Regions from separate parts of the Homo sapiens genome. Here region 1 is linked to region 2. The links are chromatin loops, found by intact Hi-C in ENCODE. Cell type or tissue: mammary epithelial cell. All regions are shown on one strand. Each heading gives the region's core, and the rest is flanking DNA. Links, peaks and the distances in the headings are about the cores only. Region 1 overlaps LOC101927723 (a long non-coding RNA gene). Region 2 overlaps PPP3R1 (protein phosphatase 3 regulatory subunit B, alpha).

What was found. A loop is a pair of places that touch in the nucleus more often than their neighbours do. Peaks named below come from ENCODE experiments on the same cell type or tissue, not always from the same donor. Only the 100,000 strongest peaks of a DNase experiment are listed, where the experiment ranks them.
Region 1: a loop joins it to region 2, with 4 times the contacts of the local background. A loop is called at or near these places in 6 of 110 quality-filtered maps.

Annotation. Positions count from the first base shown.
Region 1 is chr2:68,353,999-68,363,022 of GRCh38, forward strand. It overlaps LOC101927723 (a long non-coding RNA gene), which reads right to left. Exons shown (of 2, transcript NR_187652.1): 2 at 7,219-8,461. Among named protein-coding and RNA genes, the nearest start is that of PLEK, 6.8 kb to the right of the region's middle. RefSeq lists an enhancer at 8,243-8,312. In mammary epithelial cell, for the core only: a CTCF peak has its summit at 4,117; a DNase peak (open chromatin) is centred at 4,153.
Region 2 is chr2:68,186,934-68,197,121 of GRCh38, forward strand. It overlaps PPP3R1 (protein phosphatase 3 regulatory subunit B, alpha), which reads right to left. Exons shown (of 6, transcript NM_000945.4): 3 at 1,581-1,757; 4 at 322-381. Among named protein-coding and RNA genes, the nearest start is that of PNO1, 34 kb to the left of the region's middle. RefSeq lists an enhancer at 5,908-7,926. In mammary epithelial cell, for the core only: no CTCF peak of the experiment used is centred there; a DNase peak (open chromatin) is centred at 4,248; H3K27ac peaks cover 1,449 bases.

The DNA of each region.
Region 1 (9,024 bases), core at 2,637-5,136, 170 kb after region 2:
ATATTTTCTTCATTTACTTCAACCATAACAACGTATCACAACTGTTCAAACACAGAAGCAGCTATGAGAACCCAGCTGTTTTATTGAGCTAGATATTAACATGCTTTAAAAAATGTAAAACAATATCACTCATTATTGATTTTTTTTTTGTTTTAGAAAAACAAAACATTTTTCACCAAGAAATCTTATTTGTGTTAACTTGTAATGGATTATTATTGTTATTTTAAAATGAATGAATGCTTTTTAAATTTCTCAGTTTTTAATTTCTAATTGGTAAATGTCAATAAGTAGGATCCACGTAAACCAAATCTCCTTGGGAGTCTTCAACAATTTTTAAGAGTATAGGCCGAGCGCGGTGGCTCATGCCTGTAATCCAAGAACTTTGGGAAGCTGAGGCAGGCGGATTGCCTGAGGTCAGGAGTTCGAGACCAACCCCATCTCTACTAAAAATACAAAAATTAGCAGAGTGTGGTGGTGGGCACCTGTAATCCCAGCTACTTGGGAGGCTGAGGCAGGAGAATTGCTTGAACCCAAGAGGCGGAGGTTGCAGTGAGCCGAGCTCATGCCACTGCACTCCAGCCTGGGTGACAGAGTGAGACCTCGTCTCAAAAAAGGAAAAAAAAAAAAGAAAGAGTGTAAGAGGGTCCTGCGGTGGCTCACGCCTGTAATCCCAGCACTTTGGAAGGCCGAGGCGGGCGGATCACGAGGTCAGGAGATCGAGACCATCCTGGCTAACACAGTGAAACCCCGTCTCCACTAAAAATACAAAAAATTAGCCGGCCGCGGTGGTGGGCACCTGTAGTCCCAGGTACTTGGGAGGCTGAGGCAGGAGAATGGCGTGAACCCGGAAGGCGGAGCTTGCAGTGAGCCGAGATTGCGCCACTGCACTCCAGCCTGGGCGACAGAGCGAGACTCCATCTCAAAAAAAAAAAAAAAAAAAAAAAAAAAAAAAGAGGGTCCTGAGACCAGTAATGTTTGAGAACCATTGCTCTAGGAAGTAAACCTCTCCTCTCCTATTATAACAGGAGTGGGCCAATCACTGGGCTGTGGTCGTGAGAGAGTGAGAATCAACTTAACTCCCGTAAACAGGCTTTCAAATATATTCTTTTGCCAGAGCCCATTCTCTGGGTGTGAGGAAACAGGCTTCTTACTGATGTTTCTTCCTCCAACTGATTAGGGTTATTTTGAGTAATTAATTTTTTTGGTTAGCTCATATAGTTCATCAAGTTCTTTTTCTAAAAAGTCAAAAAGATGTATGTGTGTATACTTTTCAAGCCCTTAAACACATGAAAATGTCTTTTTGAAAAGTCTTCAAACATATATGATAGATTGGCTGTGAGTCTGGGAAATTTTGTTGCTAGTTTTCTGATTTGTCAGTTTCGCTTTCTGCAGTTCCATTCTGCTCTGCTTTTGAATTATTGAATTTATAACCACTTATCGGACCAGATCTTGGAGTTTTGCTGGAAGCTCCGTGCGAGAAAGGAACTCACTAGTGTCAAATACTTTTACATTCTGAGTAAGTTTCTAGACCAGGGGTCAGCACACTTTTCCTGTGAAAGGCACAATAATGAATATTTTAGGCTTTGTGGGTCACATGATTGCTGTCACAGCTACTCAACCCTGCTTTTGTAGTGTGAAAATGGCCATAGATGATATGGAGACAAATAAGCACGGCTGTGTTCCAAGAACACTTTTTATTTATTTATTTATTTAGAAACAGGGTCTTGCTCTGTTGCCCAAGCTAGAGTGCAGTGGCATGATCTCAGCTCACTACAGCCTCTGCCTCCTGGGCTTAAGCAATTCTCCTGCCTCAGCCTCCCAAGTAGCTGGGACTACACGTGCGTGCCACCACACCTGGCTAATTTTTGTATTTTTAGTAAAGATGACAGAGGTTTCACCATGTTGGCCATGCTGGTCTCGAGCTCCTGACCTCAAGTAATCCGACTGCCTCAGCCTCCCAAAGTACTGGGATTACAGACATGAGCCACAGCATCTGGCCCAGGAACACTTTATTTATGGCACTGAAATGTGAGTTCCATATAATTTTCATGGGTCACAAAATGTTATTCTTCTGTTGATTTTTAAAACCATTTAATAGTGGAAAAAACATTCTTTGCTCATGGACAAAGAATTAACAAGAAAGAAAGAGTGGAGGGGAATATCATCTGCAGGCTGTGGTTTGCTGATCCCTGTGTTAAACTAGTCACCATTCATGTAGGACTTGCTAAAGGGGTAAAAAGTTCTGCTAGATCAGCCAAGTGCTGGGCTACTGCTGCGTACTGTGATTGGGAAGATTGAGGAGAGGATTTCTCTGGAGCCTGGTCAGTGTGCTGGAGTCTCCACTCCTCTACTTCTCCCTATTTGGGAGGGAAGGACATGCTTCCCTTGCCTCAGACCAAGGGAGGGAGGTTTCAGGGAGACCTTCAGAGTGTTCCCAATCTGAAAGGTTTAAAGGGGGCACTGGAACAGAACTGCACTCCCATTGCTGGAGGCCTGGGAGCTCACATTGTGGGGCCAGATGCAGATCCCTTGAGGGAAGCATGCCTGGGGTTGGCTTAAAAAGAATCCTGTCCAAGAGGACCAACAGGAAGGATGAGGGACTCTTCACAGAGAATTTGCCTGCAGGGTCTCACTCCTGAGGCTGAGCAGGGAGTCGGAATCAAACCACTGAAAGGGCCACCTTGTCCACATTGAAAGGTTTGTCATCATCTGTGTCCAATGGCAGAACCAGCATGAACATCCCAGGAGAGAAGGAGCCAGCCCTGGTACACCAGCCATGCAGGGGCTGAACTCACCAGGCAAGACCTAGCGCAGGGAGTGCTGTCCCTAGTGGGGCATGGGCCTGGGGCAACTGAATGAGTGGGGCCACTTGAAGGGCCCCACTGTAGGGCATCTTGATGGTCCCTTAGGTTATCGTGAAAAGCAGAATTTTTCAAATTAAGCTGTAGTGATGTGTAGGAATGAGGAGTTAAGGCCCAAAGCCCAATAGACTGTCCCCTTTCCTCAGGCACTGGAACTGCTCAAGAGACAGGCCTGATGATGTAGCTTTCACCTTCCCCCTTTGACCCTGGAGAAATCATAAAATCAGACCTAGCAAATGGGGCTGGACAGGGAGCTAGGCTATGGTGAAGACGCTGATCATTACCTTCTCCCTCTACTCCAGTTTTTAAGTTGGAGATGGGGAAACACTGTAAATTTTTTAAAAAAAGGATTATAGTGTTTTATAGTACACTGGACTACAGTTATATGGCAATTAGACTGATTTGGATTTTATTAAAGCTAGGAGTTATTAGGAAATCTGTGAAACCTGCCTAAGATTTCATCCAAGGGACAGAGAAAAACCTGATGGTCAGAACGGGGAGTATTGAGGAAAAAATATGATTTTATGATTGTATCCTACTGGGTTCAGCTCCTTTATGGATGTGCTGCATTTTCAGCTATGTCAACTCTTTATATGGGCTAATTTTTTTTGTTGTTGTTGTTTACTCTTTGTCCTTCAAGAGACCGATCTCTATATTTCAATGTTAGAATTGATGTTAACTTCTGTTCCTGTTCCTATTGCTGTAGGAAAAAAAAACCGGATTCTTGTCACACGACCAGGAAAGATTAGGCATGCAGACACTTTAAAGGGTGAAAGGTTACAGAATTTATTGGGAGAAAAGAAAAAAGACTCTTTCAGCCAAGCAAGAGGGGTTCCTGTTAACAGGCCCCCATCTCACAGACTGAATCCCAGGTTACCACCCAGGAATAGGAGAGGCCAGGCTCCTACCCGCTGCAAATGGCGTGAACCTCCCAAGGCCCCACTCCATCCTCCCAGTGCACAGGCCGGTCAGAGGTTCTCTGGGGAGCCCTTTTTCTCACTGTCTCACTATCATTCGAGCCCAAACAGAAAGTAGAGTAAATTTTAGATTCATTAAATCTGGGCAGGTGCAAACCCATGAGCACAGGGTTTAGCTGGAGGAGGGTACTATTGCACACAATAACAAGGTACCTCTTCCCCAGGGCAGCCTTGACTTGTGCTGGAGGGCTTGCTACACACAGCTTGGATCTCAGCCTTCAGTTGCCTTCATGGCCATCACTGTTCAGTAAACAAACTACAGGGTGCTCTGTAAACCTGCAGCTCCCCCTAGCATGCCCTTTCATTAGAGCAACTGCCCTCATTCGCAGGCAGAATAGCCACACTCCTTTAGGTGGTTGGCTCTTTGCAAGTGTGAGCTGGCAGCCAGTGCCCGGCTGTACTCTTCCATGCACTGGGCCTGCTGCACTTCCCTGAATTTCTAGCAGGACTGGTATTTGGTCCTCATTGACCCTCAACAGTCCACACCTCCAGTAGTTAGAGCTCTGGGCTCACCTGTATTAATGAGATTCTTCTAGAGGATTCATTCTGTTCGTTATTGGTGGTTATTGGTGGTGTAATGCCTCTGTTTAAGAATACTATAAAAAACCTGAAATCTGGACGCTTTCCAGCCAGGGAATTATACCCCGAATTAAAATCTTAAACTTAACAAAGGCACATCCTTTAAAAAGCAACCTTCTGTAACTCCATGATCCTCAAGGGGAGAGGAAGAACTGATCAAACAAAGATCCCACTGAAAAAAAGAATTCTTACTGAATTTAAAGCCTTTCCGAATGAAGAGAATGTGAACATAACAATATGGAAATGGTTGCATTGGAATCTCCATCTGTACATGATGAAAATGAGAAAGTGGAGAAGAATTGGAAATGCTTTCTTTTTACTAAAATGACCTTTTTATTTTTTATTTTATTTTATTTATTTATTTTTTTTGAGATGGAATCTCGCTCTGTTGACCAGGCTGGAGTGCAGTGGCATGATTTCGGCTCACTGCAACCTCCACCTCCCAGGTTCAACTGATTCTCCCACCTCAGCCTCCCCAGTGGCTGGGATTACAGGCACCCGCCACCACGCCTGGCTAATTTTTGTATTTTTAGTAGAGACGGGGTTTCACCATGCTAACCAGGCTGGTCTCGAACTCCTGACCTCAGGTGATCTGCCTGCCTCAGCCTCCCAAAGTGTTAGGATTACAGGCATGAGCCACCACGCTTGACTCTTTTTTATTTTAGAATAATTTTAGTTTTACAGAAAAATTAAGATAGTACAGAGTACCCATTTACCCCGCGTCCAGTTTATCCTATTATTAACATTTACATTAGCAGGGCACATTTGTCATTATTAATTAACCAAAATTGATACATTTATCATTTTAAAAGGTCATACTTTCTTTTTTTTTTTTTAGACAGAGTTTCGCTCTTGTTGCCCAGACTGGAGTGCAATGGCGTGATGTCGGTTCACCATAACCTCCGCCTCCTGGATTCAAGCGATTCTCCTGCCTCAGCCTCCAGAGTAGCTGGAATTAGAGGCATGCACCACCACGCCTGGCTAATTTTGTATTTTTAGTAGAGACCGGGTTTCTCCATGTTGGTTGGGCTGGTCTCGAACTCCCGACCTCCAGTGGAAGTTCACACTTTCTTTAGATATACTTAGTTTCCCCCTAATGCCCTTTCTCTGTTCTGGGATCCCATGTAGGATATTATATGACATTTAGTTGCCATGTCTCCTTAGGCTTCTCTTGGGAGTGACAGCTTCTCAGACTTCCTTTGGTTTTGATGACCTTGACAATCTTAAGGGGCACTAGTCAGGTCTTTCATAGACTATCACTCAATTGAGGTTTGGTCTAGTGTTTTTCTCATGATTAGATACCAAGGGTGTATACTATAATCTGATTTATGACCATGATGTTAACCTTGATCACCTGGCTCTGGCTGAGGTTGCATTTATCATGTTTCTCCACCATAAAGTTACTCCTTTTTTCTCCTTTCTGTACCGTACTTTTTAAAAAGTCACTATACACAGCCTATAGTTAAGGAGTGAGGATTCATGCTCCACCTCTTTAAGGGTGGAGAGTCTAGATAACTTATTTGGAATTCTTGGAATCTTGGAATAGATCTGTGTATTCTCTCTTATTTATTTACTCAATCATTAATTTATTTATTTTTAGACTTTGGTTATAATCCAATACTATTTTCTTTATTTTCTTGCTCTAAATTTTCTAGCTTTGGCCACTAGGTGCTCAGTCAGTTGGCTCTTTGGTCCCTTTGATCACCATCATGGTTTTAGTTTTTTGTGTTTTTAGTTAAAATTTTTAGCACTTTCTTACTTTCTGGTACGCAGGATGCTTCAGGGTCATCTTTTGCATTTCCTGCTGAAATCTTAGAGCCATCTATTTCTCCAAGGACGTCTCATTCCTTTTATTGGAGAATCGTATTAGTAATCAAGATCTGGGAGCTAGATGTGCTTGACACTACCAGGGTGTTGTCGCTTCTAGGCCTTCTCCACTAACACAGCAAGGAAATATATGTGTGAAAGTGCTTTCTTTTGAGCAAGTGGGTATATGTTCACACTTTTATATATTCTTAAATCATTTCCATATGAATTTGTGTATCTGTTGAAAGGGGATTACTCAGTATGTGGGCTCAGTTCCCTCTTTTGAACTGAAGCCCATTGGGCACCAACTAGATATTCTCTAATAGGTTTAAGTGAATTAGACAACTTAATGCTTTCTTTTTGTTGGGAGAAAGTTCTCCATGGGTTTTTTGTGTATAGGTACAACTTGCAAGCAGAGGTACTCTATTTTATGGATGCTTGTACAGTGAACAACAGCTTTGAAGGTAGAGGTTGTCTCCTTCCAGAGCAAAGGGCAGATTCACTTACTGTCCAGTAAAATAAAAATAAGGTCTGCCTCTGAGACAAAGTTTGGGCTGGTTTGCTTGCAGCCCATTACAAAAGATTCATGTTCCCTAAGCTCTGGGTCCTCAATTGTGATGCGAACCCTCAGTATGTGCAGCATCCATCTAGGCCGCTCCACTTTGTCCTTGGTAGACTTAGGGCCAAAAAGCATCAAGACCAATATGGAGCTAATTCTGTTTACTGTGCTGTGAGTAGCAAAGTCCTTTGTCTCACTCAAAACTCCAGAAGTCTTGAGTCTTCTGTGAGCATCCCTGAAACAGGCAGGCTGACCTGTTAACTTACAAGTAGGGTAACATCTCAGACTCTTCTCACAGGTTTTGACACCTTTTACTTAATTTATATTTAGCACTAGAGGTAGTCTGATATTTCTCAGCTAAATTTAATGTCTCTTTTGAATTACCAATGCTAAAGAATAACTTTGAAAAAGATAAAACGATGACTCTTACATATAATAGAATGAAAACATGTCAAAATTTTATTTAACTCATGAATTAAAGGGGAAACTAGCCAGAGGTCACCACCAGTTCAAAGGCAAGGTCAAAGACCAATTTATATAGAGTAAAGCAACGTTGAAATTCATTTACCAATGGACACAAAATTGACTTTTTCCATGGGAGGCGGGGTGGAGTGCGGGTGTGGGGTAAGGTGGAGTCTACTGAACTTCCATCAGGCAGAATTTATTTGCATGTTTATAGACAAGAATTATTTGTATTTATCCACAATCTACCGAGCTCTAGAATAACTCCAAGACAAGAAAAAAACACAGATTCCATAGAAACAAATAACTTAGAAAAGTGTGCTGTAAAGAATGCATAGTTTTCCATTGGAGATGCTCAGTAATCATTTTTGCTTATTCAGAAGTCTTAACTTGCCCTTACAGCAATAAAATGTGCTACAAGAATAATGTTTCCAAGGTTATTGATCAAATGTGTACAGAAAGAGATGTTAAAAAGTCATTCTAGGCTGGGTGCGGTGGCTTACACCTGTAATCCCAGAACTTTGGGAGGCCAAGGCAGGCAGATCACCGGAGGTCAGGAGTTCAAGACCAGCCTGGCCAGCATGGTGAAACCTTGTCTCTACTAAAAATACAAAAATAGCCGGGCGTGGTGGCGTGTCCCTGTAATCCCAGCTACTTGGGAGGCTGAGGTGGGAGGATCACTTGAACCTGGGAGGTGGAGGTTGCAGTGAGCCAAGATCAGGCCATTGCACTCCAGCCTGGGCGACAGAGCAAGACTCTGTCTCAAAAAAAAGTCATTCTAGACACATATACATAAGATACTGGAGGAGGTTCTAATGATCTGATCTGGGAGAGGGATCTGACACAGCAGAAGAAAACTTGGTCAAACTCTGTTGAGAGAAGTCCTGAAAGGCGTCATTGATTCAGATAGTTCTCTTTACTGACCACTAGGTGTCGCTAAGTAGGCGCGATGACACGTGGCAGGAGGGGGAGGGGCAAAGGCGGCAGCATCCAGTCCATCAATGGCGATGTTCAGCAGATTCACAAATGCCGGAGGTTCCTTGGTGTCAAGACATTTTTACCCCTGCACCTATTCAGGCGCCTGGTACATACTAAACACTTAATACCATGTTTCTTGAAATGAATTATTCGGAACGCAGGGGGTGCTTTTACACCGGAGGCATCCAAAAATAATATGAGGTTTCTGAGTGAGGGTTCTTTAAAGCCTTCTGATCATGCTAGGACAAACAGTGAAGACATTCCAAATTAGAAGTCACTTGGTCAGTTAAACAAAAGGAGATATATTTAACTATGAAATCAGACTTGGTAAATCTAAGAGTGGTTTCCATTGACTATACAGACATAGCAAAATACTTGTTTGAGTGCAGATACAGAAAATTACCCTTTTATTTGTTCCTGTTTTGCTCAGGTGACATCAAACGTTGATCCCTCTACTCTCAGCCCCCAACACTTTATAACAATTTCTAATTAATTTTGGTGCAATGAGAAACTGAAAAGAAACCATCAACGATTTTAAGTAATGGATATTAGCATAAAATGAAAAGTGAGAAATACAGGGGCAGTGACTGTTAGCTAGAAACACAGCTGGAGGGAAGAGGAGAGGGAATCAGGAAGCTCTCAGAAAACCCCAAGAACAGAACTTCTTCTTTCCCCTAACTTTCCTGGCTCCTCAGATGCCCTCGTGGACGTCTGTCAGTTTTGCCTTTCTCGGAGCCATCGCTCATCTATTGTTAATAGCATCTTGATTTTACTTTAGGGGACACCTCCCTTCTCCCATTGA
Region 2 (10,188 bases), core at 3,039-5,538:
ACCTCTCCGGTTCTTTAGAACATTTCTTCCCACTTTCACTAAAAAAATCTCTTCTCTAAATTACATATGTAGTTTTACATGGCTGTTTTCAGCAGAAAGAAACTGTTTTCCTTCTATCCAACTAAAAGCAGCAATGACACATTATTCAAATATAGTAGTTGGAAATGTCCTAAAAGGATTTTCACCAGAATGTAAAATTTCAGTTATGTCTAAGGATCTGGAATAAAAGACATCTTTTTCATTATTTTAAAAAGCATTCTATAATACAGTATGAAATGATGGTAGTATAAGAGAATGAAGTCAGTGAAGAAAAATACTTACACCTCAATTTCTGCTCCTTATCTCCTTTGACACTGAACTGAGAGACGCCCTCAATGAATTCTGAATAAGAGTTAAAAATGTTCACAAATCAGAACTTCCAATTTTTTACACAAAAAACATATTTACCTTACATACCCACAAAAGGATATTTCCTTGCTGCAAAACAGAAGTACTACTAGCAACGTTTAAAAATAAAATTGCCAAATTTGAAACCTCAACAAACAAGGTCTCTCTGTATTTTTTTTATTTGAACTTGGAGTTCTCTAAGGTCAATCAATTTGAACAAACATTTGTTAAGTGCAAGATAAAAGAACACTCAAAACATATTATTTAAGTTGTTTAACTCTTCCCTCTTAGAATATGACTGTAACAAGGGGCTTTAAAAAAAAACCCACTATAAATTGTTCTGACACACACAAAAAACTTTAGCCTTCTGTTTCAAAATTGTGAATCAAATATGCTGTTAGAAGTTTCATGACAAATGATCATTTTTCTTCACTGCCTGATAAGCACTAAATCATAATCAGTTTTATATCCCTCCACTTATAATTGTCCAAACTAAAATAAAATCTATTGACAAATCCCTTGTGAAATGTTTATTTACTTGTTAAAACAAACAAAAAAAAAAACTGGCTTGGCGCGGTGGCTCATGCCTGTAATCCCAGCATTTTGGGAGGTTGAGGCACGTGGATCACTTGAGGTCAGGAGTTCGAGACCACAGCCTGGCCAACATGGTGAAATCTCGTTTTTACTAAAAATACAAAAATTAGCCAGGTGTGGTGGCACATGCCTGTAATCCCAGCTACTCAAGAGGCTGAGACAGGAGAATTGCTTGAACTCAGGAGGCGGAGGCTGCAGTGAGCCGAGATTATACCACCACATTCCAGCCTGGGCAAAAGAGCGAGACTCCATCTCAAAAAAATTAAATAAATAAATAAAAGGAATTGCAGCTTCTAATGTATATAAGAATATACAGTATTGCCCTAAAGTGAGATTAATTTTCTAAAAAGAAAGGAAATACTGAGTCCCCCCTGCTTTTTGGTAGATTATCCTAAAGAATGACTTAATCATTTATGAACCACAGAGTAAAATGTCCTAGTTCATTAAGGTGTATATGCCACAGACGCTGAGGTTTTAACATAATCTATTATTGTAAGGTCACTAGGAATATAAGCACTTTTTTTTTTTTTTTACACAGAGCTGTAAGAATACAAATAGGTTAGATAACTTGTGGTTATAAAAAATAACTACTTTCTTACCTTTAAAGTCTACTTCTCCATTCCCATCTGTGTCGAATATATCTATTACTCGCTGTACTAAAGGATTCTGTTGTAACTCAGGCAGAGACATGAACTCTTCCACACTCAAAGAACCAGAATTGTCCAAATCAAGCTTCTTAAATCTCTTTCCTAGCCTTTTAATTTCATCCGCATCAACTAAAAGCAAACAAAAAAGGAAGCAAGAATTTTTTAAAAATGTTCCCAAATCCTTTCTAATGGGCAGTAGCAAGATTTTAAAAAAAATTTTAATAGTTATAGGGGGGAAAAAAAATCTAACAGTTATCCAATAGTTTAATTTCCAATTTGATAAAAAGAGGTATATATTATGTTAACTAATTTATTCTAATAGAGTAAGTACAGCATAAATACTTGTATTTGGTTACCTTTCTGTTTGTTTGCACCTGCCATTACATACATCCGCTGTATGCTGAGTCTCAAGATATTCCAGGCCGGATAATGCTAAGCTGATCATGGAGGTCACAAAAGATTATTTCAGGACTGACAATGCTAAGCTGATCACGGAGGTTCTACCAGACAGGTTCAATCAACCTCTGTTCTGTAAACCGAAGTACTTTCATTTTCATTTTTCTTGTTAAATTTTAATTTACTTTATTTCTAATAGTTCATGACTCAAAAATTCAAAGGGTATTCAAAATTCAAAGTTTCCCTCCCTTCCCACCCCGAGATATCCATTTCCTTTCTCTGAAAGCAACGTTGCCAGTTTCCTAAATATTCTTCCAGAGATACTTTGCAAGTTTGAGCAAATAAGCCAGTTTTTACTTAACAACCAAATAGCTAACAAAATTCACTTATCAACACTTTAAAAGAGAAAGAATAACTAAAAAGAAATGTTTACATTAGTTTGTAAGTAATCCATAAAAATTCAGTGTCAGGTCTCTTATATAAATTCTTGAAACAACAGGTTTAAGCTATTTTCTTCTAAATTACATCATTTTCATTCCTTTAAAATATCTGACTAATACACATAAGTAATTTTGATCATGACTTTATAGAAATAATTACAAATATATTTTTTAAATTAAATACAACGGGCCAGGCGCAATGGCTCACGCTTGTAATCCCAGCACTTTGGGAGGCCAATGTGGGCAGATTACTAGAGGTCAGGAGTTACAGACCAGCCTGGCCAACATGGTAAAAACCCCACTTCTACTAAAAATACAAAAATAAGCCGGGCATGGTGGCACGCACCTCTAATCCCAGATACTCAGGAGGCTGAAGCAGGAGAATCGCTTGAACCCAGGAGGCGGAGGTTGCAGTAAGCTGAGATCACGCCACTGCTTTCCAGCCTGAGTGACAGAGTGAGACTCCATCTCAAAAAATTAAAAATAAAAATAAATTAAATACAACAACTTTTAAAAAGAAAATTAAGAAGGCAAATGTTATACTGCCCATGAGTATATATGTATTATGGCCCACAACACTAGAAAAGAGTACAAATACAAGCTGTTTTGACAGCTTAAATATATGGCATCCTCACTGTAAGAACTTAAAAATTAAAGCATATATTTTAAATATAAATTATATTAAAATAGAACTATATACTATCAAAGTAAAAACTACAGCTACAAGATGGTGTTCTAATATGAATTAGTTCACACGTAATTCGTAAAGAGGAAGGAGAGTAGTATTGTCAGTAATCATGGAAATTTCACTGGTTCACAGGGATTTTTCACAGTAAAGGATCAGGGCAAGTTTCTCTTAAAAAAAAAAAAAAAAAAAAAAAAAAAGGCCGGGTGCAGTGGCTCACGCCTGTAATCCTAGCACTTCAGGAGGCCAAGGCGGGTGGATCACCTGAGGTCAGGAGTTTCAGACCAGCCTGGCCAACGTGGTGAAACCTCGTCTCCACTAAAAATACAAAAATTAGCCGGGAGTGATGGCAGGGCGCCTGTAATCCCAGGTACTTGGGAGGCTGAGGCAGGAGAAGCGCCTGAACCTGGGAGGCGGAGGTTGCAGTGAGCTGAGATCGCGCCATTGAACTCTAGCCTGGGCGACAAAAGGGAAACTCCGTCTCAAAAAACAAACAAAAAAAACCCCTCAATATATGAAGACCTTAAGAAAACAATAGTGAAGAGGTGCTTTCCTTTAGAGAAAACAAGTTTAGGGGCTTTAAGAACCTCAAGTCTTTCTAAAATTGTTATGTTGTCTGGTGAAAACTAAGGACACAGATGAAGTTGTGAAGACAATTTCTTTTGTTTTTATGCTCCCCCTCACCCCCACAACTATTAATAAAGGTAGGCATACATTGGCTCACTACTGAATTTTAGAAAAGTAGTTTCTACTAAAGCAAATAACTTCAACCTGCACCATACCTTAAAAGAAGCACAAGTCCCCGTTTAAGGCTCATAAGTGATGGGCTATGGTGTTTCATTTGTACAGTTAATTTGTACTTGCATTTTTAAGATCATTACTGTTTATGTTAATACTCTGTTACAAACAAAGCTGCATAATTTGAATGGTCTACTCTATCCATATTTTTCCCAGATGTGATTTCATGGCATCTGAGGTTTTCTAGAACACATGTATCAGAAATGCTGTGATGAAAAATTTATGTAAATACTGCTGCAAACACCAAAATACACATACAGTCAGTCATGAGTCACTTAACGATGGGGTTACACTGAGAAACACATCATTAGATTTCATCATTGTATGAACATCAGAGTGTACTTACACAAACCTATGTGGGACAGCCTACTACACACCCAGGCTATATGGTCCAGCCTATTGCTCCTAGGCTACAAAATCTGTACAGCATCTTACTGTACTGAATACTGTAGGCAATTGTAACACAATGCTAAATATCTGTGTATCTGAACATATCTAAACATTCAAAAGGTACAGTAAAAGTATAGTATGAAAATTTTACTTAAATGGTACACCTGTATAGGGCATTTACCATGAAAGGAGCTTGTGGGACAGAAGCTGCTCTGGGTGAGCCAGTGAGTGACTGGTGAGTTAATGTAAGGGCCTAGGATATTACTGTAGACTTTATAAACTCTGTACACTTAGGCTACACTAATGATGCATTACTCAATGCAACTCGTTGTTAAGTGACACATGACTGTACATGTATTTTCAGCTCCATTATAATCTTACGGAACCACTGTGTATATGTGGTCAGCCACTGACCAAAAATTATTATGTAGCACATTAATGTATATAAATAATCTGATAAAAAAGATCATATAAGCACTTCATAAGCACATCAACTACACAAGCATTTTATCCCTCTATTAAAGAGTATTCCTTCTTTAATGGAATATGTGACATAACTGCAAACTGTTCAAATAAACCTTATTTCCCCATTTTCTATCTATAAAATGACACACCCTTACTCTTGAAAGAGAAAAAATATAATGAAAGTCCTACAAATGCTTTTCGCTTATTTATTTATATGTCTACTCCACCTCAGGGCAGAGTCCATGACTTTTTCATTGGTGCTCTGAGCATCACATATAACAGGTGCTTAATTATGGTTTTAATAATGTTTTAAGTATTAATAAGTATTTCAAATGTAAAACTTATTGATTAAAATTCCATCAGTATTTAAAACTACTAGCTAACCAGGTACCAATCAGCAAACCATTCAGAACAGTGTCTCAAAGTTCATAGATTTTGCTGAAGAGCTACCCTCTCCACGCTTGCCTTAATTTTTTACACATATACCAAGGATTAGTTAATTATTTTCTTCTTCCAATCTTGAGTTTTGCCTTAGTTTACAACCATAGACTAGGAAAGGTGACAGGGAATTTAAACATAACAGATCACAAAGGTGATCTATTGTGAGTAGATAAGAAAAGATAATGTCTCCACAAACTTTAAGTGGACAAATCAGGATCATTTCTTCTAGGCTGTATGATTAATGGGAAGAGGAAAAGCAGAAATGTAGTATGATAATATTTATGCAAACTATTTATTAGTCAATTTATTGAAGTGGGGACATTAATTATAGTTTAGAAAGTTGTTTATCAAGAAACTGAAATTTAGGCACTTAAAGGATTGTTTTAGCTACTCAGAAAACTCCTCCAATCAAGAAGATAGCATTTCAGTCTTAATAAATGAATAAAAAATATTAAGAATACTTGAAAATCATAATCATAAATCAAATAAATATATGTGGTTCAATCCATCTTCTTTACATTGCCAACAGTAATCTTTCTAAAAGGCAAATTCAGCCAAACGGCTAGCTCCTGTGCTTTACATTTTCTAGTGGCTTTCTAATACAAAAAGTCTAAAGTCCTCGGCAATACTTAGCCTCAAATTTAAATTTCCATCTTATCTCTTTCCCCATTTCCTTTTCTTTGGCTACAATGCTCTTGGCACATCTCTGCTAAAGTATAGATTTTATACCTCCATTTCCTTATAAACCTCCTGCTGGAATGGCCTTGCCTGAATTCTCCATTTATGAGACACCTATCAATTTTTCTCTGATAAAAGAAAGGGGTTACTAATGATTTATCTTATAGTTGTATCATTATCTCACTCCCTGGCAAAGGCCCTTAGAAGGAGTAGTTAAATTTTATTTACTTGTTTTAATATCTTGTGAAACATTATAAAGTAGTTGATATCTGCTCTGGATGAGTAGTCAAAACTTTCCTCAAAGGCAAAGCAATGTGCCAGTGATCACATTTTACCTTGACAATAAATGACTTCTTAAAAAGCCCCTTTAATATGACTAGGAGGGAACAAGCTCTATCTAATCTTTCCATTCATCATCATTCCCACATACCCCATGTAGCTAAAACTGATCTTGAGCTAAGAAGCCAGTGCAGCATGTATGGGGGCAGTTATCTTTTCTCCAACCACTCATTTATTTCCTCATCTCCCTCCCCTCCTTTCAGCTACGATTACGATGATGAGTAAGATGGACTAAATACTCAGTATTTACAATCTAGTCGAGGCTGAGCAACTAGAGGAATCCATACCTAAATATCCAGAATATTTTTAAATGGCCAGCTTGGAAAGCAAAGCCAGGAAAAAATTTTAAAGCCAAGATCTACGAAAGTCAGCTTTCAAGAACAAATGGTAAATATAGTTATTTTAGGTATCAAACAAAATGATTTCTTTGGTCATTACTGGCACCTGAGGGGCAGTTATTTAAGCACTTCCACTTGCCAGCAGTGTTGCTGTGCTACAGTAGGATATTAGAGTATGAAACAGAGTTTTAATTCTTGAAATATCGGCATTAGCAATCACCTACAAATTAGGAACAGATCTCTAAAGCAGATCAAACCCATCTTGTTAGCACCATTAAATTTAGTTTCAGTATATTTATAGAAGATCTGCACTTAGTACCAGTTAAATACTGAAGAACAAATTCTAACTTTTGGCGCCAATTTTCATTAAATATATTTTTTTCCTGCTGCTTAGGATCATATTCCCTTAAAAGAGATGGACAAGGAAAAACAAACCTCACCCTCTTGACTCATCTTGTGACTCAGAGATACTCTTTTTCATATGTTTTGCCAGGTTGAAACTCATGTTATTTTTCTACTTTTTGGAAGGACAACTTTGGGAGGAATGCCTTAACAGTTGAAAATGCCTACATATTCAATTGACATTATATTAGACAAAATATTAAAATAATCTTCAAGTCATATACTGTTATCTAAAATTTAAGCAAGGTGGCAAAAACTTAGATATTTTAGTCAGAGTTTATAAAACATAAAAAGTTACTAATAAGGAATTGGTAGATTGTTTATACAGAAAACAGACTGTTGAGACTTAACCTCGATCAATTGCACTCTGACGGTTCTCACGGATAAATGTAAAATTCAGATGGTAACTCATTTTAAAAAGTGACTTCAAGAATCTTGTTAATGTTACTACATGAAAGTATTAAGAACTTGCTTTTAGAGAGCTCATGTTGCTACACTAAATTTTAGTATTTTCAACTGGACATATTAATACTGCAGCAATATAATATTAATAGAAATAGAAGGTTACATATTCATTCATCACACTTTCAGATGATGAAACATAAATCATCTCCCTTATATATTTCTCTCATTTAGAAAAAAAGAATACAAGAAATTTCAAAATAGTAAAGAAAAGACCACAGTGTTCTGGTTCTGAAAGCATTGCTATTAATACATACACACCAAGCTGCTATTCAACTGTTGGGATTAAAAGTAAAGACAACTTAAAGCAGTGTGAACTGTTTTAGGTGATGCTAAAATTTTTCAGAATGAAGAGAAAATGAAATAAACAGAATGGTAGAAAAACAAAACTTTCCTCAAATTTTAGCCAATTCCCAATAATTGTATAGTAGAAAAAAGCAACAAGACTATTGCTTCATCAGGAAATTCTTTTAATAGCTACTTTACAAATAACTTATTACCTATTAATACACCAACTGATTTAAAACAAAGCAAGTATCTCTAAATTCTAACAATAATATTTTGAAAGAAACAACTATATGTAATGTGGGATCCAGGAGAGAATCCTGGAAAAGAAAAAGAACACTCTCCAAGTTTCACCATTTTTTTCACTCATGTATGTGGTTTAATATTCTTTAGCCAATGTTAATTTCTTGATGTTGATAACTGTACTATAATTCTGTGAGATGTTAACATCCCCACTTGGCTGAGGGGTATTCAAGAACTCTATTATCTTTGTAACTTTTTTGTAATTTCTCCTGAGTCTTGGCTCCAATTTGTGACAACTCTTGATTGATTGTCTTTCATGACCTTGAAACTTATGATCCAGTATTTTGTAAAACTTCCCTCAGTTTGAGCTTCCTGTTTTCTCATGATTAGAATGCATTTAGGCATTTGGGGCAAGAATACCACAGAAATGATATTGTGTCCTCCAGTACACTGTATCAAGGGGCTCATGACATCAATATGTCTTATTACTAGTGATGTTAACTTTGATCACTTGGCCAAGGTGGTGGCTGCCAGATTTCTCCACTATAAATCTACCATCTTTTCCTTTGCAGTTAAAAAAATATCCTGGGAGGAGAGGGGGTAGGGAATACTTTGAGACTGTGCAAATACTCTTTTCTCCTCAAACTCTGACCTAATTTTGGCATCCATCAGCAGGTCCTGTCTGCCACATTTATTACCGTGGTATTTGCCTAATGAAAAATTTCTTTTCCCGTCTTTCTTTCTACATTAATTGGGATGCTCCTGTAAAAAAAATACAAAACCAAAACCAGTGCCTTCTCCACCATTTATTTATTAAAATACTTACATCAGCATGGACTCATGAGTATTTTAGTACATGAATTAAAATCCAATACTATCATTATTTTGTTAGTCAAATTGTTCCAGCTTTATTAGGTCTTTATTAGATCTTCAGGTTGGCTCCTATGCGGCCTTTCCAACAACCTTTTTTTTTTTTTTAAGTACTTCCTTAATTTCTGGCACCATAATATGTTCAAGGCTTATCCCAACTATACGTACTATTTCTAAGACACGATTCTCCAATCTCTTTTGTACAGCAAGAAATTTAGAACCATATTATAGGATGAGAACTATTAGAAACTACTACTCCAATACAGGATCCCGGAATCTCTATCTTAGAGGTGTTTTGGAAAAAAGCCATCAGACATGGCAAAATTATCTATGGAAAAGCTTGTACTGAATAACTCCTGTGAAGATCACAAAACAAAAAACCTCATAGTGTTATCAACAGAAGTTACTGAGAAGTTTTTCAACATAAAGATTAACTTAAAAGCTTTACAGTTTTTTATAAAGACACCTCCTACGAAGGTAAATGGCTGTATTTTCATGTGACCCCAATGAGAAGTAAAATCCACCAGGGGGCGCAGCAGATAAAACCTTCAAAAAGCTCCAAAAAAATTTTCCAGTTTTATAATGATCTTGTTGTGTACCAAGTGGAAGTTTAATATTTATATTCTGCACAGTTTGACTACCAAATGAACAAAGCAAAGAGAGCACCCTATCAGTATTATGACAGACTTGAAATAGTATATTATGAAATGAACACAGGTCATACATGTATGTGTTGTACCTTTTCTTAAATACATGAAAAACTCATCCACTTAAAAGGTCTACATTCGAGAAATATAATCTTAGACTGCAAAAAGTAATGAGTCTTTTTGGAGCTCCTAGATTTCTTACATACTTTAAAGATTATCATGCAATTGTCAAATATGCAAAAACTCGGTATCACCACCAACAAAAGAAGTATCACATTTTAATAAAAATGCTATTTTTTTTTTTAATGGAGACTCACTCTGTCACCCAGGCAGGAGGGCAGTGGTGTGATCTCAGCTCACTGTAACCTCTGCCTCCTGGGTTCAAGCAATTCTTCTGCCTCAGCCTCCGGGGTAGCTGAGATTACAGGCGTGCGCCACCACGCCCTGCTGATTTTTGTATTTTTGGTAGAGACGGAATTTCACCATGTTGGCCAGTCTGGTCTTGAACTTCTGACCTCAGGTGATCTGCCCACCTTGGCCTCCCAAAGTGCTGGAATTACAGGTGTGAGGCACAACGCCTGGCCTAAAAATGCTAAAATAATTTAAGCCAACTTTGAGGAATAACTACCTTCAAATGATGCATTATTAAGTATATGGTTATATAAGTTTTGACAAATGCAT